Regions from separate parts of the Homo sapiens genome. Here region 2 is linked to region 1. The links are chromatin loops, found by intact Hi-C in ENCODE. Cell type or tissue: dorsolateral prefrontal cortex. All regions are shown on one strand. Links, peaks and the distances in the headings refer to the core of each region. The heading gives the core; the rest is flanking DNA. Region 1 overlaps REV3L (REV3 like, DNA directed polymerase zeta catalytic subunit). Region 2 overlaps REV3L (REV3 like, DNA directed polymerase zeta catalytic subunit).

The links. Hi-C counts contacts between places; a loop is a spot of excess contacts. Peaks named below come from ENCODE experiments on the same cell type or tissue, not always from the same donor. Only the 100,000 strongest peaks of a DNase experiment are listed, where the experiment ranks them.
Region 2: a loop joins it to region 1, with 2.0 times the contacts of the local background. A loop is called at or near these places in 4 of 110 quality-filtered maps.

The regions. Positions count from the first base shown.
Region 1 is chr6:111,411,438-111,424,105 of GRCh38, forward strand. It overlaps REV3L (REV3 like, DNA directed polymerase zeta catalytic subunit), which reads right to left. Exons shown (of 32, transcript NM_001372078.1): 2 at 4,846-5,035; 3 at 43-117. Among named protein-coding and RNA genes, the nearest start is that of REV3L, 65 kb to the right of the region's middle. In dorsolateral prefrontal cortex, for the core only: no CTCF peak of the experiment used is centred there; a DNase peak (open chromatin) is centred at 6,024; H3K4me3 peaks cover 1,258 bases; H3K27ac peaks cover 1,497 bases.
Region 2 is chr6:111,354,182-111,366,849 of GRCh38, forward strand. It overlaps REV3L (REV3 like, DNA directed polymerase zeta catalytic subunit), which reads right to left. Exons shown (of 32, transcript NM_001372078.1): 15 at 11,084-11,163; 16 at 9,672-9,797; 17 at 4,641-4,833; 18 at 2,833-2,944. It also overlaps the pseudogene FCF1P5. Among named protein-coding and RNA genes, the nearest start is that of SLC60A2, 100 kb to the left of the region's middle. In dorsolateral prefrontal cortex, for the core only: CTCF peaks have their summits at 7,673 and 7,880; a DNase peak (open chromatin) is centred at 7,680.

The DNA.
Region 1 (12,668 bases), core at 2,223-10,222:
CAATGATAGTTATTCATATTTTGGTTTCATTTATCTTTGTACCTTTTCACCATTGTAGGATTGTAAAGATAGATCTTCATAAAGTGTCTTTCCTTCTCATGATAACCATAAAAAGGCCTGAAATATAAGAAAAAAAATTTCAAATTATTTTCATAATTCAGAGATGAAATAATGCAACTTATTGCCCTAATTAGATTCAGCTGGCCAAATTCAGTCTTACGTTTAATATTATCCACCCCCCAAAAAACAACTAAAAAATCCCAAACCTTTCAGTTAAACCTAGCACAGGTTAACATGAAATACTGAAGCTTTTTTAAAAAGTGTAAAAAATATCACTTTCTTTAATTACTGACGATGGGAATTAAAAATTATCACTCTGAAAAAACTATGGACAAAAAGGAAGAACAAACCATCCACCCCTTAATCTCAAACATCAAGACTCTTTAAGTGGCTTTTTGTTTTCTTTACTCCACATATAAGAAAACATATTTTTGTTTGCTTTACTCCACATATGAGAGAAACAGACCTTTCAGCCGCCTTCTTCTGGCTCCCATTTTTTTGTTAAAAACTGAAGTTCTTCTTCAACAAAGTCCTTTACTTAACAACACTTACATTACTTTCCTTATTCAGCTGTTTATTATTATTTTATAAGTTCAATAAGCAGAGACAATGTACCTATTATATGTACACACAGCATGTATTTCAGTAGCTGATATGAATAAACCTGTAACACACAACCATATCAAGTGCATCCTGTGAAAAAACTGTGTAGACAGGAACTTAAGAGACTGAAAAAGACCATGGACTTACTTAAGCAACATAATCATGTTATGGCTGAGTTTTTTCTCGGGGTATCAGCTGGAATGAGGAAAGGGGGAAGCAAAAGGCTATATAACAGGAAGAGAAATCCTCGGTGCAAGATGAAATAAGCTGAACTCTCACATCATTTCAGGAGGATCTGAAACTACACTACAACCTCTGATATACAGAACACTATTTTCAAGGATGATGTAATTAGAAACAATACATAAACAGGCGTAAATTTGTGAATGAAATAAAAGGCTTTGTATTGGCTGAAAAGTGGTCTGTTAATACACGGTTAAATCTTTAGGTGGATAAACCCAATCACTCTTTATTTAAAAACATTGTTCCCTTATGACAGGCAGCAGATAATAGAATTTACTCTCATAGGACATCACCTCTCTGTGATGTCTAATAGTGTAGTGGACATCAAATAAAGGACTAATTTGGTAGCAGAGACATTATTTTGGGTATAATTTTTTAGTTGTTTTAAGCCATCTGTATTATTGTTATAAAGTAATTTCTGTTAAAAAAAAAAAAAAACAACTATTTACCAAGGTCTAAAGGGTTCCTCATCTCATCCTTGCCTCTCACTCCAATCTCAAGTCATACCATTCTTCCTTCTCCTCCAACCACTCTAAACATTTCAGACCCTCTAACTCGATCCCTCAAGTGGAAAGCTCCGCTCTGGACTTTTGCATGGCTTGTTTAATCTTCATTCAGAACTCTGCTTAATTTACCTTCTCAGAAAAGTCTCACCTGACCATCCCTCCCTCTTACTCTTCACCCTTTTCTTAACTTTTTATAATACCACTTCCCGTCTAGTTTGCTGCTGTATACCCTATTTTGTTGCCATGAAGAATTGGTTAAAGAAAGACATATTACATAAATGATATCATTCTCTCTCATTGGCAAATTCAACCTTAACTGTAGCCCTTTCCTGCTATGGTATTTTTCATATATACAAAGGTAGTTGTCTGGAAACATGGGTTATCTTCAGCCAGATGAATGGTTTTGCCAAAAGAATTCCTCATCAGGGAGACTCTTTGGGGGAAAAAAGTAGAATGGAGGAGTATGAAAGCAGATGTTTTCATGTTTAAAAAATTATATCTCGTAATTAGTTTTTTAAGTATATCAATAGGAAGGAAAATGAGTGTGGATAGCGAAAAATCTCACCTAATTAATTTTGATGGATTGAGAATCTCTTTATAGAAGATTCTCTAAAATCATGAGTGAGAAGGAATCCCAGAAATTAGCCCAAGGTCATGATCCTATCTCTTAACTCAGCCTCAGGATAGTGATAGTCTAAAAAGAATAGAGTTAAACCTCATGTAAATGTTAATTTGGTAGCTAGATGCAACTTTATGTAACTTAAGTAGGAAAAATTGAAGGAGTAAAGGAATTAGAGAAGGTAGAATGAATGGGAAGGAAAAAGGGGATCTAGGGAAGAAAATGACCAAAAAATTAGAAGAAAAAAGAAAACTGCAATGAAAAATTAGAGTGAGCAGCTCATCTGTTGCCCCATGTATCCAGATCTGTAACTCAACTACTCTCAAAAATGTGGCAATGTCTTTAACAAATACAAAAATACAGGAAGATAAGTGACTATGTATTTCACTGGGCTGTTTGGAGACTTAACTTTGAAATGAGGATATATATAGGAAAGTTATTAGAAACTATCAAGAATAAACAAAACTAAAAGATAAAGTAGATAATTATCCCTAACATAATTGCTCCTGTTATAGGATGAGTGTAAACTTTCACCTCATTCATTTATCCAACCAAACAGTTATTGAGTCATCTCATACATGCTAGTGCACTAGCATGCAGTTTACATGCTAGTGGAAGAAACACATAAAAATTAAGTAAATAAATAAAAATTAAAATACCTGCAAACTGTATTAAGTGCTAAAGAAAACAAATAATGGGCTGAGATACAGAATAATAAAAACAGTAATAATAATAATGCCCTACTTAAAATACCTTATTTTACGTGGGATAGTCAAAGAAAACTTCTCTGAAGAGGTCAATGATCTGGAGGATTGGGGAAGGGTAGAACACTCAAGGAAAGAAAATTGTACATACAAAGAACTTAGGTGAGAAACAACTTGGATAGCAGAGGAACTGAGAGAAAGTCACTGTTTCTGAATGGAATACAGAAAGCAGAGTTTCAGAGGTAGATGGGGTGAGGTCACATAGGTTATGGCTAGAAGTTTAAATTGTATTCTATTAACAATATGAAGCCACTCAAGAATTTTTAAATGATTTTAAATTTACAGTATAAGAGTACTTCTGCTGCTCTGGAATGAGATAAAAATAGAAGGAAATTCAATTAAAATGATACTATCATGGTCCAGAGGAAAGCCTAGATTAAGGTGGAAGCAGAGATTTAAGGTCTCCACTTGGATTTCATATGGACATAAAACAACTCAAATGTTCCTGTATGAGCTCCAGATCTTTCCTGTCAGTTGACTCTACCTCTACCTTCCGTCTTCCTAGCAGAACACCCTTAAACTTTTGCAGTCAACCTTGATTCCTCTCTCACAATCCTTACCCAAACACAAAGCAAAGCTAATACATTAACTCAACCTTCAGAATAGATCCAGAAGCTGATGATTACTTCCCTGCTACCACCCTAGTTCAAGCCACACTATTTTCTTTTTTGTTTTAATTTTAATTCCTTGGTCTTTTCTACCTTAATATCAAGCCACCATATTTTCTTACCCAGATTAATGTCCTAATTCTCTCCCTGCTCTTATTCTCGTCCCCCTACAATCTATTATTAATACAGTTGCTTAAGTAATCCTTTCCAGTTTAAGCCAGATCTTGGCTGCTCAAAATCATGTAATAACTTACAGTAAAAGTCAAAGTCCTTACATTAGCCTACTGAGTGATTAACAAACTTAAGCATGCATAAGAATCATCAGAAAGGCTTTATTAAAACACAAATTGCTGGGCCCCAAGAATGTAGTTCTACCAAGTTCCCAGGTGTGTCAGTCCCAGTCCTCCAAGAAGTAAATGCCAAATGTGAGAGAAAATGAGAAGGCAGCCAGAAGAAGCCGGCATAGCCACCAGACCTAGATACCAGTCTCATCTCAAGTGGACAGAGGGATGTTTTACAGATCTGCTTTAGTATCTTTGCCATGCTCAGTCATAGGGTAAGAGTAGCCTATGGAAAGCAGCTCATGTGGAGTGACAGACTGGAATTGAGTGTATAGTAGCTGGGGCCATTCACTCATTCTCTGTGTATTTGGAGATCTGAGAGGTATATTCTCATGGCTGTAAAACTAGGTAAAGCTAATGATAGTAGGTGATACTAGGAAACCAAAGTATGGAAACCACACTTTGAGAATCATTGGTCCTCACAGTCTCTACCCTCTCATCTCTCTCTTATCTCATTTAGTCCAACTCTCCTTTACTCTTCCACTCTAGTCACCTGGCTTCCATGCTGTTCCTACTCCCTTACCTCCTTCAGGTCTTTGCTCAGATGTTGTTACTTTGTCAATGACACATTCCCTGATTACTCTAAAATTGTCACTAGTCTACTTCCTTACCCCACACTACTATTCCTTCTTATCCTGCTTGTATAGATTCTTTCCTTCCACACGACTAATTATCATATAGCAAATAAATTAATTTAATGTTGTATTTATTGGTTATTATCTGTTTCCCGTAGTAGAATGTAACTTCCACATGGGCAGGGCTCTTTGTTTTGTCCAGCAGTATATCCCAAACGCCTAGAACAGTGCTTAGCACATAAAAAGTATTTAAGAAATATTTGCTGAATAAATTACTATATGAATTACTAATGAATTTCTATAGTTACAGGAAGCAGAGAAATGGGAAAGGAAACAACAAAAATCACTGTTGACTCTCTACCTTTCATTGCCATAAAAATTCATGTTAAAAAGTTACAGCAAGGAATTCACTACAGTTCCATTAGACTAGAAGTAAAAGAAATAGAGTTTATCAACTGAGTATGTTTTCCTCTAAATAGAATAGCAACATAAACAGAAATTATAAAATATATTATCATATACTTACATTCCTGATACTAATGACACTTTGAACACATGCTGAGCAGTGGAAGATGGATTGCCTAAAGCCACATTAAGTGCTCTGTCGATACTGAATGCCATCTGAGAAAGATAGCTTTCTGGCTGCTGTCCATAACCATCGTATGGCACATAGAGGTAAGGAAAGATGCCATGTAGATGAAGACATGTCTTCTGACCTAAAATGTAACACATTATAAAGTTTAGTTTCCAGACACAGTTTAACAATACAAAACTCAGAATGAAACTCATTTAAATGTTCTAATGGCAACACAGCTTATCTAAGGGAAGAGTTGAAAAAAATTAACCCATAGTTCAAAGTAACCAGTATTAACTACATTTTACAACAGAACATTTGGAAACATTGTGTAAACACAAGCATTGTATAACAGTATGACTTAAACAGTAGTTTTGATGAAAGTATTTTCACTATTTAACCCTCATAATCCAACTAGTCTTGTGTACTTCACTGAATCATCTATAAATACCAGTGTTATGAAGGTTATAAGCACAGTGTTATGAAGGTTACAAAAATTCACAAAAAGTTTACTAAATAAATCAATGAATGCCTGTCTTGGCATTAATGTTTTCAAACAAGAGCCTTCCCTAAAAGAGAGGCAGCTCTGGGAGAAAGGGGAATGTAAAAGCAGTTCCAGTGTGCAGAATTTTGCTATTGCAGTGGGAAGGAGGGTAAAAATGAAATTTTGCCATTAAAAGGAAAAAAAAAAAGACAAAACCAAATCAAAACAAAATCTCTACAGATCAATTATCTATAATGGATTTCAGGGTATCTAAATTTTATATTTGGTGGTATGGAACAAGGGGAGACAAAAGGCCAACATGCACACTTCTCAGAAAACCAATATATCAGTCAAGGTGCAGAAGGGGTAAATGGTGCTGACTTGCCAACAGACAATCCAGCACAGCCATGATAAAGAAAGTAATTTGAGTGAGAACCCACAAAAGAAATGCCACAGAAACGATAATCTGTCCATGACAAGATTAAGTAACAACAATGGCAACAAAAAGCAGATGCACCATTGCTCTCATGAATCTGGCAGGGCTGTATGGAAGTGGTTACTGTCCTCAGAGCATTGTCCCTAGTTCCCCTTGGGTATGTGCCATTTGTCTAATCCAAACAGAGAGGAGAACAGCAGTGATGGAAGAACACATCCATTTTTCTCATGCTGTCACCCGCTCTCACTGTGCTGTTCCTGCCAACACAAGCCTCAGGCTTCTTCCCCACCCCTTATCCCTCCTCACTCTGCTTCACTGGGCCTTTTCTTTTGGTAGGAATGTAAATATTTGTTTGATCACTATTTCCCATTTATGATTTAGAATGATTTATATAAAATATATAGAAAGTAGTTCTACACTGTGTTGATATCTTAATGTTTACATTTCTTATAAAGAATAACATTAGCTTCTCTTATTTTTAAGGTACACTTACGACAGAAAAATAAATCTGGAACAGTTATTACATAAAGCAGAGCAAATTTAGAAAGATCAGTCACATAATGAAACAAGATCTGATTCTCCGAACTGTAATATTCTGATTTGAACTACCAACTGTCGTGCTTTTGAAAAATTACAAATTGTGTTGCTGTTATACAAATTTCAGTTTCCAGTTTGGCTATTTCATTTCTAAATACAACATGGTATTAATTCCTAAATTTCATAGTTTTTCAATTCTTCAAATAGAGAACATTCAAACTATATTAATGAGTCTTAATAGATTTAATCAATTTACTGATGACTTACTTGAATGCTTTTTAAATATCTCATGAATAAATGTTATAACCATTACCCTTCTGGACAAAAACCACAATTTGACTAAGAGTAACTGGTATGCTAAACTACAGGTTGAGGGAGGTGGGAAGACAGTGAATTATTTCCTCTTAAGTTGACAAATGCAAGACCAGTGATTACAGAATTACTAGTGCAATGCCATATTTTACAAGCAATACTGTAAATTCCTAAGGTATTTGTTTTATAGTCAATATATCTCAATAATGGAATTTTGGGTAAATTTTACAAGAAACAATTACAAAATTGGACTGTATTAATAGTTTCTTTATGGTCAGAGTGTTCACAAAGTGTCTTAAAAATAATTTTATATCCACTTTTCACATCTCCTGTGAAGTAGGGACCAGAAGAATTACCTTTCTATTTATAGGCTTCAGAACTACAACAATTTTGGGATGTACAATTTAGGAAAAAGGAAGAAATGATTTACTCAGCAGGTAATAGGGTAAGTGCTTTACCTATGTATTTCTAATTAGGATAATCTTGCAGTATTGATGGAGGTTAACGTTCCCAAAGTCACATAACTATTAAGCAATAGAATCCAGCTCAACAAAACCTAAAACCAATACTCTTTCCATTTAACCATGCTGGTTCAATGTTTTTAAAAAGTCAATGTTGGCTTCCTTAATTCCTCAGTTTTTATTTTTTATTATAATTGCCTGTTTCCTTATCTAACTTTCCCATTTCATGGCAAAAACTCTTAGGGAGGTGTTATTGTGTTCAAATGAACACTATGTCCCCAGAACTCAACAAAAAACACATGGTATGTGCTTAACAAACATTTATTAAATGAATTAAAGAACCCACAACAAAACAGAATAACTGCTTAAGGACAAAGGAATGATGTGAAAGCCTTTGAATATCTGAAGAAACACATCCACGAAAAAAGAGGGACTCTGATACAATTAATGTAACTACCATCAGGGTTAGAGGAGGACATGGGTGTGTGGGGTTGAGAAGGATCCCCAACATATTGCACTTTCCTACCCTGAATGACCTGAAGTGCCATCCAAATCTGTAGTCACTCTATCAACACAGACGTACCTCTCTCTCCAGTGCTCCTGCAGCTAGAGATGGCTCAGTGCCTTACTCATCACCCTTCCTCAAGAACAACCTCCTGAAGAACAACCACAACACAAGGAATTCTTGGCATAGCACTAACAGCTCTAATATAGAATAAGAATGATATAAGAGAAAATGAAAGAAACAGGATAAAATAAAAAACTCAAAAGTTAAATAAGGAAAGAGAAATGTGTAAAAATGAACACGAGAGTCAACTGCTTTTTGGAAATAGTATGTCTTTTATTACCATAAAATTTGTAGTTCTGTAATTTGCTTTATCTTGACAAGATACAGACCACTTCTATTTATTTCCCTCCGCTAGCTCTACCTCACACAAATGTGTGGAGATACAGAGCTGTAAAGTCTTTAGAGATAAACCAGTCTACTACAACTCCCGTTAGTTAGGATTAGGTTAAATTGTGAGAAAATGCCCCCAAATCAGTGGATTTAGCATTAAAATTAGTGGCTTCTCTCCTAAAAGAAGTCCAGAGGTAGGTAGCTGGTACTAGAAACCCAGCTTTTTTCAACATCTAGTTAGTGGTCTAATTAAGAACTTGTGACTTCAGTCCAGGCGCTTTTCCACTATACTTCTAGAAGTTCCACATACAGGATGCTTTCAAGAATGTTTTTATAAAATTAGTGAAAGTTATGGTATTTTGAAACCTTCTACTAAATGATTTTGGATTCTCTTTTTTTTTTTTGAGATGGAGTCTCGCTCTGTCACCCAGGCTGGAGTGCAGTGTTGCGATCTCGGCTTGCTGCAAGCTCCACCTCCCGGGCTCACGCCGTTCTCCTGCCTCAGCCTCCGGAGTAGCTGGGACTACAGGTGCCTGCCACCATGCCCGGCTAATTTTTTGTATTTTTTAGTAGAGACGGGGTTTCACCGTGTTAATCAGGATGGTCTCGATCTCCTGACCTCATGATCCACCTGCCTCGGCCTTCCAAAGTGCTGGGATTACAGGCGTGAGCCACCGCGCCCGGCCATTTTGGATTCTTAAAGGAGTCAGGGTATTAGGTATTTCTAGGTAACATATAGATTTAAGGAAAGAAAATATCCCTACCCCTTCAACTCTATTAACGTAAACTGATACATAAAAATTGTACATATATATGGTATACAACATGAAACTTTGATATGTATACACCATGAAATGATTAAGTCGAGCTAACATATCCATCACTTCACATACTTATTATTTTGTGGTAAGAGCATTTAAAATCTAATCTCTTAGCGATTTTCAAGTATATAATACATTATCAACTACAGTCACCATGCAGTACAACTGATGTCCAGAACTTATTCATCATGTCTAGTTGAAACTTCATACTCTTTAAACAACAACTCCCCTTCCCCTCCTCTGAAGGTTCCCTCTTACTATCATGGCAAACTGAAGTTAGACAACAAGTCCAAGAGAAATAAGATCGTCTGTGGCTGAACAAGCCCATGTACACAGGTTTCAAAAATTTCAGAGTTTGAATTTTCCAATTTGATTGATGTTCCCTAATTCAGAAGCTGCAAAAGTTATTTTAAAAAGCGCCACCAAAACTTGACACCATGGCAAAACTCTGTGGAGCTGGCTACTTCCCATTGTGTGTAAGTACATAACAAAAGGCAGATGCCTCTTCAACAAGGAGTATGTGGGTGCTCTGAATTTCATCTTTCACGGAACCCAGAATTATACTAAACATTAAGTCCTTGGCTGGGCATGGTGGCTCACGCCTGTAATCCCAGCACTTTGGGGGCTGAGGCAGGTAGATCACGAGGTCAGGAGATCAAGACCATCCTGGCCAACATGGTGAAACCCCTCTCCACTAAAAACACAAAAAAATTAGCCAGGTGCCTGTAGTCCCAGACACTCGGGAGGCTGAGGCAGGAGAATGGCGTGAACCCGGGAGGCGGAGGTTGCAGTGAGCCAAGATCGCGCCAATGCACTCCAGCCTGGGAGACAGAGCGAGACTCCATCTCAAAAAAAACAAAAACAAAACAAAACATTAAGTCCTTTATATCCCAACATTTCTTATTGTCATTTTTCAACATTTTATTCTGCAATTTAGGTGTCTTGATTTGGTCTCTAAATTGCCCATCTAAAATCTTGTTAGCCTATTTGTAGTAAAATTACTTGGGGTATTTTTGTAGATTCAGTTTCGATAAACACAAAGACTAAATGTACCATTCCTCTAATTTGGGGGTCTGAAAACTTTTTCTGGAAGGTGACAGTAAATATTTTAGGCTTTATGGGACATGCTGTATCTGACACAATTACATAACTCTGCTGTTGTAGCCTGGAAGCAGCTGTATGCAATACTTAAGTGAACGGGCATGACCGTGTTACAATAAAACTTCATTTACAAAAACACGCAACATGAGGGATTTGGCCCATGGATAGTAGTTTGCCAATCTCTGCTCTAATTAATTAGACTTCTTTCTCCATCATCATCTGGAATAGAAAAGTTTTTTTTTTTTTAAAGCTGATGGGTAATCAAAATCAAAATAGTGATAGCCTAAGAGTATCTTAGGAGAATAAGAAATACTCATTGTGTAATTTGCATATCCCATCTCCCAAATCTCAAATTCAATCTAAACAAGGTTTTAAACAAACCTCGACAGAGCTATAAAACAGAAAAACTTGGTATGTGAGCAAGAACATTTACGTTTACAAAAATTTTCATATTTTCTTCTTCCTGGAACATCTCAAGTTTTATATCACTATCATTAACTCCATCTGTTTCCTTCCAGTCTTTCTTTGCTTCTGTCTTTCTAAATTTTACTCCATCTTTCTTTTCCCATCTCCACAAAACCACAAAACGAACTAAACAAAACTCAGTCACAGAAAGTGTTAAATTATCTATTCTCATGGAAAAAGAAAAGTTGTAAGGATGTACTCTTAGCCTTGGAAATTAGATTTTCAGAATTTATCTTACAGAAAAACTTAAAAATGTACACGAAGATTCAGATACTAAGATGTGAGGTATGACTAACAATAGTGAAAAAAATGAAGATAATCTAAATTTCCAAAAATAGGGAAATAAGTAAAATTATGTTATATCTGTATAATAGCTCTGTGGCTCTGTAGCAAATCCTGCTTCCTGCCTGATTTTCTAAATAAAGTTTTATAAGAATACACCACAGCCATTTAGAATGGTCTATGGCTGCTTATGCTATAGACAGAGTTGAGCAGTTGCAATAGACACCCTACAACCCTCAAAACCTAAAATATGTGCTTTCTTGTTCTTTATAGAAAAAGTTTGCTAACCTCAGCAACAGAAGATGTTTAAGTGTATTTCCTAGTATAAGAAAATGTTTATGATGTCTTTATAGTCAGATGAAAATCAGTTATAAAATAACATAGTACATGAGACCAGGTGATGAGTGATTCTTTTATATATATATGGGTGATTCTTTTATATATATATACACATATATATATATATACACATATATATATATATACACATATATATATATATACACATATATATATATATACATATATATATATACATATATATATATATACGTATATATATATATATATATATTTCCCCCCACTAAATATACAACTTGTGTAAACAAAAGGGAGGAAGAAAGAATTTACCTACTTTTAAATAACCCAGAAACTTAAAAGGCAAAACAAAGCATAATATATAACAGTTTCCTTTCATTTTCTCCTTTTATTTGTAAATAATACTTTGGAGTTTCAAATTTATTTATGCCATTTTATTTCTTCAAATAAAATATACAGAACTTTATCTAGAATCATTGGCTTTAAATGATTAATCCCAAATTACTAAGAGAAACTATATCGCTGAAATACCAGATGTTTCAAAAGTCTATTTTATTCATACATTTGTCTAATGTGTCTTTGTATATACAGTGCAGGGTATAGTTGGTTCCTTTATTCATAAATGTAGTCATAATTTCTCTACTCAAGTAATTTGTGGAGACCCAATGTTTGGTGCTAAACCATAGGCTGCTTATAACACAGCCACTAACTTCATGACTATAAAGCCACTAACTTTATAGTCTACTTGGAGAAAATGATGAATAAATAGGCAATTACAGTATGGTATGACAGGTGCTCAGAAGCACAAAATCCTATGGCTATATCCACAAGTATCTAACTCAGACTTGTGAGAATCTAGGAAGGCTTACCAGAGGAAGTGACATTTGAGCTGATATCTGAACTATGAATCAGATTTAGCCAAGCAAATGAGGAAGAATGTTTTCAGTATGTACAGAAACCTGACAGCAACAGAAACATGGCATCTGGGAACAGGAAAAGTGTAGGTGGGATGAAACAAGGAGTGCAGTGGAGAGAAAAGAAAAAGAGTATGAGAAGGAGAGAAAGAAAAAGAGTATGAGAGAGAGAAAAACAGTGTGTGTGTGTGTGAGAGAAAGTCTGTGTTTTTGTGTGTGTGCGCACATGCATGTACTAATGACCTGTACAGATTCGCATTTTATAAAGTTCCCTGTGGACACATTGTGGGGACACTAGCAACAGAACTACAGAAAGGAAAATCTGTTTAGGAGGCTGCTGGAGGAATTCAGTCGAGATGTCAGTAGAGGTGGAGAAAAGGTCAAGGATTTAGGGAGTAGAATCAAGAGGCTATGGTAACTGGAATTTGAGAGTAGGATAAGGCAGAAGGAATCAAAGATGACTCTTATTTTTGGCTTAGGCAACTGGACGGATGATAATGTCACTCAAAGAAAACTGTAAAAGAGGGGCGGGTTGACTTCTGTTTTGCATTTATACAATTTTACATGTCTATAGAATTTCTAAATGGATATTTAAATGAAACACATACAGATATGGAGCTTAAGAAAGAGATCTGAGCTAGAGAAGAAGACAGATTTGCCAGTATGAGCAACAATTGGGTAAGATTTCTCAGGGAAAATATCCAATACCCAATACAAGAGAAGGGACCTAGGCAAGAATCCTGAGC
Region 2 (12,668 bases), core at 3,029-11,028, 56 kb before region 1:
ACACAGGCCTTCTGTTTTAAATGTTATAAAGACAGTTCTTCTAATTTCTTCATCTGAATCTTTCTCATTTATGCAACATCTTGTTATTGCAAGACTTATTCCAGTCAGCTATTTGTTCTGTTGTGGCAACTAAGGGAGTTGGCTACGTACACTTTTTTTAAAAAAAATAATGTATTGAAAATAACTTCGTCTCAGATAAAAAGCTGTCTATTTTTATAAACTGCTACAGCTCAGAAATGACTGCTGAAAAAAGTTACCCTGCGCTTCTCAGATTTATTTCACAGATTTTGTCCCTTTAGAAGAATTGTAAAGTTGTTTCAGGCATTTTTTCAGATATATTACATATATATTTATTTTTTGACCCGGAGGATGTTTAGTCTGGAGGATGTAAGAGACTCTTTTAAAGCTGATAAAACACCTGTTTTCAAGTTCAAAAGCCAAAGGATTCCATTTTTCCTCTCTAAAAACATTTGGAGACAATAACAAGGTCTTGATGACTTGTTCTTCAATTTCTAGTGGGTTTTATTCATTCTATCAGGTTTCTGAAAGTTACAGAAAGAATAAAGTTGGGTAGATGGGATTAGTGGTGAAAACAACCCAAAACTGTGGATAAAATAGAAGCAGAAGAAATAGGTAAATGGTTCCATTTGCTTAGGCAGAAAAAAGCTGCTTCACAGTTAGTATTTTAAGTAACTCACTACCATCTACACACATGACAGATAAGGGTACTCTAGTAGAGGCAAGGGGCACGGAGGGGAAGGAATCATCTTGAAAAAGAATTCTGAGGTTAAATGGATATGATGTAATATAAATGTAATAGCATTTAGGGAAGAGGAAAAGGGAAGAATCATAGTTATATTTAAGTTAGGGAGACTGCGCAAAGTGAAGTTAATAGTCCAAGGAAATACAGAAAGAGGAAAATGATTGTGACAAGATTATAGATGAGGTTTTACTTGTTTAATATCACTTTATATTACTTTTCGTGTTTGTCACTTGAGGAAGTCAATATTAAAAATGGAAAAATAAAGATATATTTATTTTTATATTAGTACCTAGCACTGCCCCTTACACACAGTTAACATTTATGTACTCACTATGTGCCAGACCTGAGTTTAAGAGTTTTATGTGTATTATCTACCCATTTTACAGATTAGGAAAACAAAGCTGAGAGAGTTAAGCAACTTATTCAAGACAGAAACACAGTGCTGGCTGACTCCAAAGGCTGTGCTGAGTAGGTACACAACAAATAGGGTGAAAGAATGAAATAATCAATCTTTTTGCAGAGTTGTTTGGACTAATATATAAAGAACACTATAGAATTGAAAAGTTGACATTTAAGCATTTTTCTTTTTATGACAGTTTTGTTTACCCCATTTTCCTTAATTACTAGTACATTTCATTTTATGGACATTTAAGAAAGTTATTATACTTGCAAATGACTAACAAAATTCTCAATGTTGGCAGGTAATCCTATCATTGGGAATATACCCAACAAGGAAAAGGCAAGCATACAAGCCCAGGGACATTACTGGACATGTGCTGGTACACAAAATAGTATTGACTGAAACTCTTACATATTTCTTTCTCTGAGTTGCTTGCAGAAATAAAAGAAGTGTGGATACTGAAAGCATCTGACATGTTGATGACAACCTCTGTGAGAAGATAAAAGGTAGGACTGACAATGACAAGACTCAAATAGATGGGAATCTATCTAGTCACCAGTGCTATAAATAGTAAAAATACTTTTTTTCCTTCAGAGTCGTGGGTAGTAGCATACTATTTTTGATGCTCTGTCATTTAATTTTGTTTTGTAGAAAACACATGTTTTGGTTTTCTAATTCTCAGAATGGTTTATGTTAACCCATCTGGGATTCAATCTGATGACAAGTCTGTAGAATATCATCTTAATTTTTCATGTAGAATACTGATTTAGTTTTTATAGGATGAAGTTCAACTATATAAGCAAAACAAAAAAGGGTGAGTATAACAACATGCTCATGGACAGCTTTTATCTGTATATCAGGATCCAAAGAATGTCTTCTATCTTGCTTTAGGCATCTAAAACCCTAAACCTAGCAATGGGCAGAATCCTTAAGTTTCTACAAAGTGAAGCATTTAATAAGAGAGTCCATGGCTACCAAGAGCTACACTGTTGAGAAAATGCAAATTATCCACTTAATGATTTTATTTTTAAATTAAAATATTTTTGTTAAAAATTTTTTTTCATAAACTTGGACAAGATTCTACTATCGGACTGAGGACCGACTACCAAATGGTCAAAAGAGATTTTTTAAGGAGCTCTGTGCACAAGAGTATGTAATAGATAATCCTACATTTATGAACAGATAAATTTATACAGAGAATGCATCCCAAAGCTTTTTGAAAATATTGGCTTGTTTAGAACTCAGAAAACTTTAAAAAAGAAAAAACAAACCAAAAAAAGGTACTGAAATGGTGGCTGGCTCCCAAGGTAGAAACCTAGTTAATGAATAATACAATGGAACTTTATACAGTTCTCCATTATTTCAGCACCACAGAAAAACCAACCTCAAGTACAACTGGGAAGTTAGTTAGAGGCTAAACAAATATTTGTCTTTCACTGGCCCCTCAATCTTGAGAACAGAACACTGCTTTTCCTATCCCTTGTCTGATGAAAATAGTGATGGTGGTGGGAAGTGAGTATAAAATCTTCCCAAGAGTAACTCTGCTTTCAAGGGTCATAGGAAGGGATTCGCTTTCTTCCTACCTTTACTTTTATCTTCACTATTATCTGCAATAGCATGAAACGACTCTCTGAATAAAACTGGAAAAATCAGATATACAAAACAATACCTCTTTATTATATTTGCAATTTCATGAAAAAGTGCCTTCTCATCAGCAGCATAGGTGACTTCGAGTCCTGTAATTCCAGATCTAATAAGTAATGGAGTCTGATATCTGATATCTAAAAAACAAACAAAATGTCTATTATATATAACATTATATAATAATATACCTTCATAATATAAAAGTAATATTATCCTCTACTTTTAAGTAAAATTGTACTACTGAAATATTTCAAATTAAGAAAACATCTCCCCAAGTGAAAACATAACTAACTCAATGTCTTTAAAAAACTCTCAAAAGATTTTTTAGTTTAATATACAACTGAAAATTCAAATTTTGTATTTTCAGCTATTCTCCTGAAAAGGCTGCATTCATAAAATTCCCTAGAAAATAACATATCACTGGCTGGGTGCAGTGGCTCACGCCTGTAATCCCAGCACTTTGGGAGGCCGAGGCAGGCGGATCACGAGGTCAGGAGATCAAGACCATCCTGGTTAACATGGTGAAACCCCGTCTCTACTAAAAAATACAAAGAATTAGCTGGGCATGGTGGCGGGCACCTGTAGTCCCAGCTACTCGGGAGGCTGAGGCAGGAGAATGGCGTGAATCCGGGAGGCAGAGCTTGCAGTGAGCGGAGATCGCACCACTGCACTCCAACCTGGGCAACAGAGCGAGACTCTGTCTCAAAAAAAAAAAGAAAATAACATATCTCTTGTGAAGAAACTGTATTACTTTGTTTCTGTCTTTACTCTTCCTAGCAGGAGAGCTTTGCTTAGCACAGGACATTTTAATCTCTGGTATGATGAAAATGCTTAACCACCACTTCTGCAGGAAAAAAAAGAAAGCCTTAATTTGTAGTGCTGGCCTATTTCATGATGTAAGGACCCCTCCCCCACCCTATGACTGATTTCCAACTGCCAAAGTGACAGCAACTAGTTTGAAAAATTCATGAAAATCCAAGAACTGGCTTGTGAGCTGGTATGTGTCAGCTCAAGCACATCACTGAATAAATTGCAAATTCTTAATATGGTTGTATTCTGTGCTAAGACTTCCTCCTCAGTGGACTGAATTCACTTGTAATGGTGACCACTGAAAGCTGCAGAGGGACAGTAGGTATTTTATAAAATGCCTTATATGGCATTCTATATGAAGAACCTCTGAACCAAAAGTATATTATTTAGAAAGAAAGATAAAGAGATATAAGCAAAGTAAGAATATATCTTAAAAGTATCTTATAAACCATTAACTTATAGTGGTAAGATAAACCCTCTATCAGCAGGAAAATACCTGCATATGCATACATAAGGAAGACTGTGCACCTAATCTAGGGATACATAATAAGGTGGACTCTGTATTAGTAGTAAGTATTTTTATAAAATAATACTTAGAACAAATTATATAAGATAATTATAAATATTAAGATCTTTATATTGCATTGCTTCTGACTTAAAAAATGAATAAATAAATGGGGTCTTGCTATGTTACCCAGGCTGGAATGCAGTGGCTATTTACAGGCACAATCATAGTGCACTACAGCCCCAAACTCCTGGGCTCGAGCAATCCTGTTGCCCAGCCTCCCAGGTAGCTGGGACTATATATAAGCAGGCACCACTGTGCCTGGCTGCTTCTGACTAATCCAAGTAAGAATAATAAATCTAGGACAAAGTTATACACAATCTCCTACCCCTACCTCAGCAAACATTTTAGAAAAGAGTCATCATGCTTGCTTAGATTAGATCTTCAGCACAGGAATTCCCCATTAAAACATTCACCCTAGAGTGGGCAGGTATATCATTAATAAAAATGGACAATACCTTGACTGAAAACTGTCTTGTCTTTATCAATCACTATTACACCTGTGAGTTCTGTTTTTTCTGTATCTGGCAGTGGAGTGTCAGATGAGATGCAGTAGAACAGAGCACAGATTGGGTCAAATTCAGGATCCGGTTCTAAGTCTCGTCTAGTTCGAGCATGCAACTCCACACTGATTAGGGTAAGATTTTGTATCTATAAAAGCAAATAAATACTATGTTTTTAAAACATTTTTTAAAGACATGCTCAAAGAAGTATGTAAGGCTCTAGGGAAATATGTATGTAAGATTACAGAAAAAATGGACATAAAGGACAAAGTCACAGCTCAGCAGCACTCCATATATTAAAACGAAAGATTTTTAATCCCAAGATTAGATTAAATCAATTCATGATGTTATTTCAGAAAATCTGCTCTCAATGACAATATTTAGACTATTTTTCTCAAATATATGCAGGATCTCTCAATGCCTGTTTGAGAAAGAGAATGACTAGTCCAAGTAGTTATACAATGAAACCAAAGTCTGTCACGTTTTACTCTTCATGTAGTTAGCTAAACTATATAGTTTTACCTGTAGTTTAAAGTAAAAAGAGAGCTTTTTTAAAATTCAAATTTCCTACCAATTAATTCACTACTACTTGAGGGCTACTTAAACTTAGACTTTTGCATACACTAGGCAGATTTTTAATTATAGTTTTTCCTGAAAAAAAAAAAAAAAAAAAAAAGAACTGTTATGGTATCAACTACACAACAGCCAGATTTTTACACATGCACATTTTCTCTTTAACATATAATGCAAAAAAGTTAATATTTGCTTTTCATGCTTATTTTTCTATGCCAATATAAACTTTTAACTGTAATTCTTAGTTTTCTTTCTAAAATCAAGACAGAGTAAATAAGAAAAACAAAATATAGGTTGAATTCATGATTATAGCTAGAATTATACCTCATCTTTTTATCATGTACATGTACCTGGCAATGGAAAACAGATTCCTGTTTCAATATTGGTAATTATTCAGATCATATAAATTTAACAAAGGATTTGTGTTTTGTATTATCTTGCATGCAAACTGTTGAAGAAATGTAAATTCAAGTTTCTCACTAGTGACAGGAGTAGAATTTGGTAAATCTCTATCAAAATTAAAATCCATTGATGTGGCAATCCTACTCCTGAAAATTTATCCTAGAGACAGATACACTCATACATGTAGATAAAATATACACAACAAGGATGTTTACTCGAGAATAGCAAAGACTGGAAAAAAACTAAATGTTTACCTGTTGGGGACAGGTTACATAAATTATGTGGTATCCATAAAGGATACACACAATGGAATATTCTGTAACCTTTAAGATTTTCAAGGGAATGAGGCAGATCTGTATGTCCTAATATAAAAAGATCACTATAATACACTGATACATGGAACCAGTAAACACAGTAAACTTCTATACATGAAAAAATGGAAGCACATGCATAGAAAATTTCTGAAAAGTGACATAAAAATGCAGACATACTTATTGCTTTGGGGGAAAGAAATTGCTAGCCTAAAGTAGGAGGGAAGCTTACTTTTCATTGCAAATTTTTTTGTCCTGATTGAGTATTTTTGGTATATATACTATTGCATGTGCTCATTGTAAATTTGTTAAATAATCTTTTTTTTTTTTTTTTTTTTTTAGACACAGGGTCTCTCTCTGTTGCCCAGGCTGGAATGCCATGGTGTGATCATAGTTCACTGCAGCCCTGAACTCCTGGGCTCAAGTGATCCACTCACTTCAGCTTTCCTACTAGCTGGGACTATAGGTACATATCACCATGGCCAGCTAATTTATAAAAACTTCTGTAGAGATGGGGCCTCACTATGTTGCTCAGGCTGGTCTCGAACTCCTGGCCTCAAGCAATCCTCCTGCCTCAACCTCCCGAAGTGCTAGGATTACAGGTGTGAGCCACCTTGCCTGGCCACTAAGTACTTTTTAAAATATAAAGAACATCAATTATGCATGTATAAGGCATAATAATAAAACAAATACAAATCTACCACTTTCCTCAGAAACATATACTGCTGTTTCTACTTTAAAATATTAGTATTAAAAAAAAAATCAAACCACATGAAATGGAGAGCTAAGGGAAAAAACTTTTACTTTTAAATGCATACTCTTCAGAACTTAATTTTAACAATAAGCATGCATTAATTTAGTAAATAAAAAATTTTTAAATGGAAAACTCCTCCCACAAACCCAAATAAAACAAAACAACCAGTTTCATTAGAAAGGGATGAACATATGAGGCCGGGCACGGTGGCTTATGCCTGTAATCCCAGCACTTTGGGAGGCTGAGGCAGGTGGATCACCTGAGGTCAGGAGTTTGAGACCAGTCTGGCAAATGTAGCGAAACCCCGTCTCTACTAAAAATACAAAAATTAGCCGGGTGTGGTGACGCATGCCTGTAATCCCAGCTACTAGGGAGGCTGAGGCAGGAGAACTGCTTGAACCTGGGAGGTGGAGGTTGCAGTGAGCTGAGATTGTGCCATTGCATTCCAGCCTGGGTGACAGAGTGAGACTATGTCTCAAACAAAACAAAAAAAAACAAAAAACACACACACACAAAAAAAAAAACAAAAAAAAAAAAGAAAGGGATGAACATATGAAAAGACATGAAGACTCTGAAAACAATTTTAGGTTAAAAGGGTCTTAGAGGTTGATTTTTGTTTACTAGATCAAATTTTCACACTCAAAATTTGCATTTCTATTCCTTAATAACAAAATGCATTACTGTGCTTAGGGGGTATTTTTTTAAAGCAAACTATATAAAGACATGGCTTGAGAGATTTAGTGAGTGTGACTAGGCAAGAGGCAGGTGAGAAGGGGGACAAAGATTACAACCCTTGTCTTCTGCACTGAGTACTGATGTGCAGAAGAAAGAGAGATTATCCTAGGGTAATGGAAACAGAGGGAGAAAATGCCACAAGCATAATTTCCTAGAGAAAGGAAGAGAACAGTATTTTTTCTTTGGTTTATTCCCTGTTTCAACCACCGGGCGGCAGTTTGGAATGTGCCTTGAGATGAGGAAAGCCGGTTATCGGGAGGAAGAAGCTGTCAGAGCAACCAGTGAGACCTCCAGAGTGATTTTAACTTCCAGAGGGCCCATGGTTCTGAAACAGGGTTACCTAGGAAAATGTAGAAAAGCGTACTTTTCAAATAAGAGAATAATCAAATGTAACATGTCTTTTTGCTATGGTCTATCAAATTTGCTTTAATACATATTTTTAAAAAAGTTTTTAAAAATTTGCTAATTTCAAGTTTGCATTTGATGGTATGTATTACTGAATTTATCACTTAATTTATCTAGGCTTCAGGGGCTAGTATAGACCTAGGTATAAAACAGAAACTGAATGAATGCTGCTGAATGAGAAAAATGTGCAAATGAATAAATGAGGGAGAGACTATGTTCCAATCTAATTCTAAAAAAACATAATTCTCAGTTCAAATGTGAAGAACAAAGGAGGACAATATTAAAATTTTTCCCTCAGTTTATGTTAATCTAATCTCTAGAACAGTTTACAACAGAATTGACTTGAGAAAAAAAACCACACTTAAAAATTGAATTATAACTTAAAGGTGGTTACTAATCCTCTGCTTTAAAAGCAAAGACATAAAGTGACTGTATAAAACTAGCATTGTCCAATAGAAATATAATGAAAGTCACATGTAACTTAAAGTTTTCTAGTAGTCACATTTAAAAAAATAAAAATAGGTTAATTTAAAAACACTTTGATCTGATCCAATATATTTAAAATATTATCCTTTCAACATGTAATCAATATTAAAATTACTAACAAAATATTTTAAATTATTCTTTCCATGAAGTCTTTGAAATGAGTATGTACTTTATCCTTCTAGTATATCTCACTGTGCACGCTAAATTTTCTACAGAAATACTTGATCTGTAATTTCATACAACTTAAGAGTAAAAAATAGTATTACATACCTAAGTCGTTCCAAACATACTTTGAGTCAACTATGTTTTAAAATCTAAATTAAAATTAAATAAAGTTTAAAATTCAGTTCTTCAGTTGTATAAGCCAAATTTTAAGTTCTCAATATCCATGCTGCTAGCGGCTACCATACGACAGCACAGGTGTAAACAATGAAAACATACTCCAATTTCTATCTTACTGCCAGTCAGATATGTGCTTTGAGTTTGTTTTCTGCATACAAATAAATTTACAGTGACCCATTCACATATTCTTTCCAATGCATACTGTAGCTGATGTATATTTTTGCAAAGTCCTAGTCTTTGGCAGGCAGCCTGTGCTGTGAAGATAGCTGGATTAAGTAGAGAGTATATGAGTGAATGAATTTATCCTCTTTTGTAGCAAGCTCTAATCCACTCAGCCAATCAAACAGAAAATACAAGTAAATATCACATTTCAGATGTGACATAACATCTTAATATAATAATCCCCAAAATACAGACTTACTTCTTTTTTTTGTTTTTCCCCAAAGAGACAGAGTCTTGCTCTGTCTGTAGCCCAGGCTGGAGTGTAGTGGCGCAATCACAGCTCACTGCACCCTCGAACTCCCAGGATCAAGTGATCCTCCCACCTCAGCCTCCCAAGTAGCTGAGACTATAGGTGCGCGCCACCATGCTCATCTAATTTTATTTTTATTTTTTGGTAGAGACAGGGTCTTCCTATGTAGCCCAGGATAGTCTTAAACTCCTCGACTCAAGGGATCATCCCACCTCCACCTCCCAAAAATCTTTTCTTATTTTAATGTCCATAAGCTGAATTTCAGTTATGAGATTTGTGAAAGATATGAAATCACAAAGCAGTCTCAGCAACTTAAATGCTTTAAGTTTATGTATTGTACATAAACATGTAAATATACAAAATAGTAAAATGAGAACAAGATGAAGATTAATAGGATAGAATTCAATATACTCCTCCCTTGTTAAAAAAATTCCATACTTGTTTTATAGAATAAAACAGGAGTTAAACTGAACACAATGTATGTGTCCTTACTGTTGCAGTTTTACCTCATGTAAAGCTTTTGCCTCCTGTAAGTTTTGTATGCTGACTTTGAAACCGTAAGTATTGTTTAAAGATGGTCCATCAATCTGAGAAGTTTCTTTCTGTGGGGTATTTACTGCTGCAAATTGATTCTATAAAAAAAAACACACACACACACAGCCAGAAAAAGATACATGAGCAATCATTTTTCTTTTGATTACTTATTCTCAGATAATATGCTTTATGTGTTTAGTAATAAATGGTAAACTAATATCATCTCTAAGTTCAAGAACAAACTGTATTTTATTAATGTTATTTTCATGCTAACAAAGATATCAGAACTGGATACATGTAGAAATATAAGCAAACCATATGTTATCTCTCAGTTCAGAAGCCCTCAATACTGAAAATAACAGTTTTGTAGGGAGTTGACATTTATACCACATGGACATTTATCTTGACCTTTCTTGGAAGTAAGAAAGACAAGCAAGCAATCAATATATTTCCAACTACTTTGGCTAAAGTTTGTAAAAGATTTGAAATACTGATTTGTATTTTACTCTAATATAACATGTGTCTGAAAGATGAATTAAATAAAACAATGTAATCTTCAAAGATTCAGAAAAAAATGGAATCTTTCCATTTCTTACAAAATTATTTTTTCTGATTTCTAAATCTATTAACTGTTTTCCCCAAAGTGTTATGTTCACAACACACTGATATAGTATTTTTTAATATATATAGCTTGTAATTCAACAGTATTTTATAAATGAAAGTTTAAAAAGTTTGATAATCTCAGAAATATTAAAATATATTTTATGTAGTTAATGACATTTATAAGAAGTGGCCAATATATAAGTGATTTCTAGCATATATTTCCAAGGATGTATGTCTAATGTATACTTCTTTCACATAACCATATAATTCTAAGTTTTGTCATATTTTTAGTATTTGAATAAAGACATTTGTGACTTTCCAGAGTTTCAGTAGTAAATAATGTTGCTTTCTTTTACTACTTAGTAAAATAAATTTTAAAAAATCAATAAGGTTATATTTTAGAAAAAAGTAATAAACCAAGAAAAAGGATATATTTTTGGTGGGATCAAAAATCACTTACTTGAGCTCTGCTGTCATTGGATTGTTCTGATTTTGCCAGTAATCAGTTAATGTATTTGTATCCTCATAATCCACATTTTGGCTATCATATTCACTTTCTCTGTAATATTTGTATTTACATATAAGAATCTTTTAGATCCCAACATCAAAAAAAAAACTAAAAAAAGGCAAATTTTTGTTGTCTCAAAGATATGCAAATAATGATGCAAAAATTTAAGTAACCAAAATTTTTTAATTGAGACAAAGTTAACAATTATCTAACTGAAATCTAGGAAAAAGACTGGCTCTTCCACTGATCTTTAAAAATGTTTAGTATAGTTACCTTTGCTTGTGTTAACAGTACTCTTCTAAGAGTGTCAGTATTACTTCCTTTCTTATTACTCAACTTCTGTGTTTTTGGTTCTGTAGAAAGAAATTTAATATTTAACATGTATATCAAAATTACCTGCTTCTGGTTTTTAAAAAACCTTTTGTTGTTCCAAACACTTAAGTACCACTTGTGGGTGCTGTCCTATGAATTCCCCCCAGAATTTCATAATTTAAAAATGAAATTCAAACCTCTGATCCCAACCAAAATAACATTTTGACATTTTGTATTTTAAATGTTTATGTTTTAATTACTGAATTTTATACCTCAGTCATTAACCTAGAGAACTGTTTAATTCATTTATTCACTTATTTATCAAGTATCTATGATGAGGAAGAAAAGACATAATCTCTGCCCTTGTGGGGTCTAGAGAGAGAATCAGACATTCATCAAACATACTAGAAAAATAAAATTATAACTGCACTAATACAACAAAGGGGAATATAATTGGGAATTTTTATGTAGTCAAGGAGATTAGGGAAGGTTTCCTGGAGGTAAAATCTGAAGAGAGTAGTAACTAACTAAGAACAGAGTGGGGATTTTTCCCTGATTACTGTGCAAAAGAATTGGAAGTTACTAAGAGTAGATAAAATGGCTGGTGCAGGAGCCCAGGCAAGAGATGATGACAGTTTGGCCTAAGGTTGTGGTGGAAGAAGTACAATAAAGTAGATAGATCTGGGTTACTTGGGAGATAAACAAGTGATAAGGCTTGGTTAGGGACTAGAAACTACAAGGTGGGTAATGAGGGAATGAGGTGAGTGTTAAAAATAAATTCTATGTTTCTGACTTGTGTAACTAAGAAATGATGGCACTATTCATTGAAATAAGGAAAACTGAAAGAAGGCCAGATGGGTTTTTATGTGGAGGCATGTATATATAAGTGTGTTGGGGAAGTGGTGGTGAATGTATGCGGTGAGATCATGAATTGGTTTTTAAAATACTAATCTTGAGGTGCCATTTAGCATTCAAGTGGAAATGTCAGATAGGTAGTTGGATATAGTGTTCTGGAGCTTAAAAGAGAGATCTGAACTGGGAATATAAATTTGCGAGTTATCTGTAGTAATCCTGTAGACAGGAATTAGATCATTTAGAGAAAGATATAAAGAAGGCTTAAGACCAAGCCTTAATAAACTCCAACATTTAGATAACAACTGAGAATAATGAGAAAATCAAGTGGGAAAAAAACAGAGAAGTAGGAGGAAAGCCAAGTGGAGAAGCTCCAAGAAGGAAGGTAAGGTCAACAAGAAAATGGCTGCTTAGAGGACATATGATAAGACTCAGGAACATCTATTGGTTTTAGCTATAAGTTTACTGGGAATCTTTACAAGAGCTATAATGTAGAATGACAGGGGCAGAATTCAGTTTAGAGTGGGCTGAGAAATGAGTAGGAGGTAAATAACTGGAGTTGTCAAATTAGATAAATCTTTTAAGAAATTTGGCTTTGAAGGGGAGGAGAAAGAGTAGAAGCTGGCTGGAGACGTGAGGTCAAGGCAGGTTTTTTGTTTCTGTTTTAAAATGTGGGAGACCTGGGTATGTATAA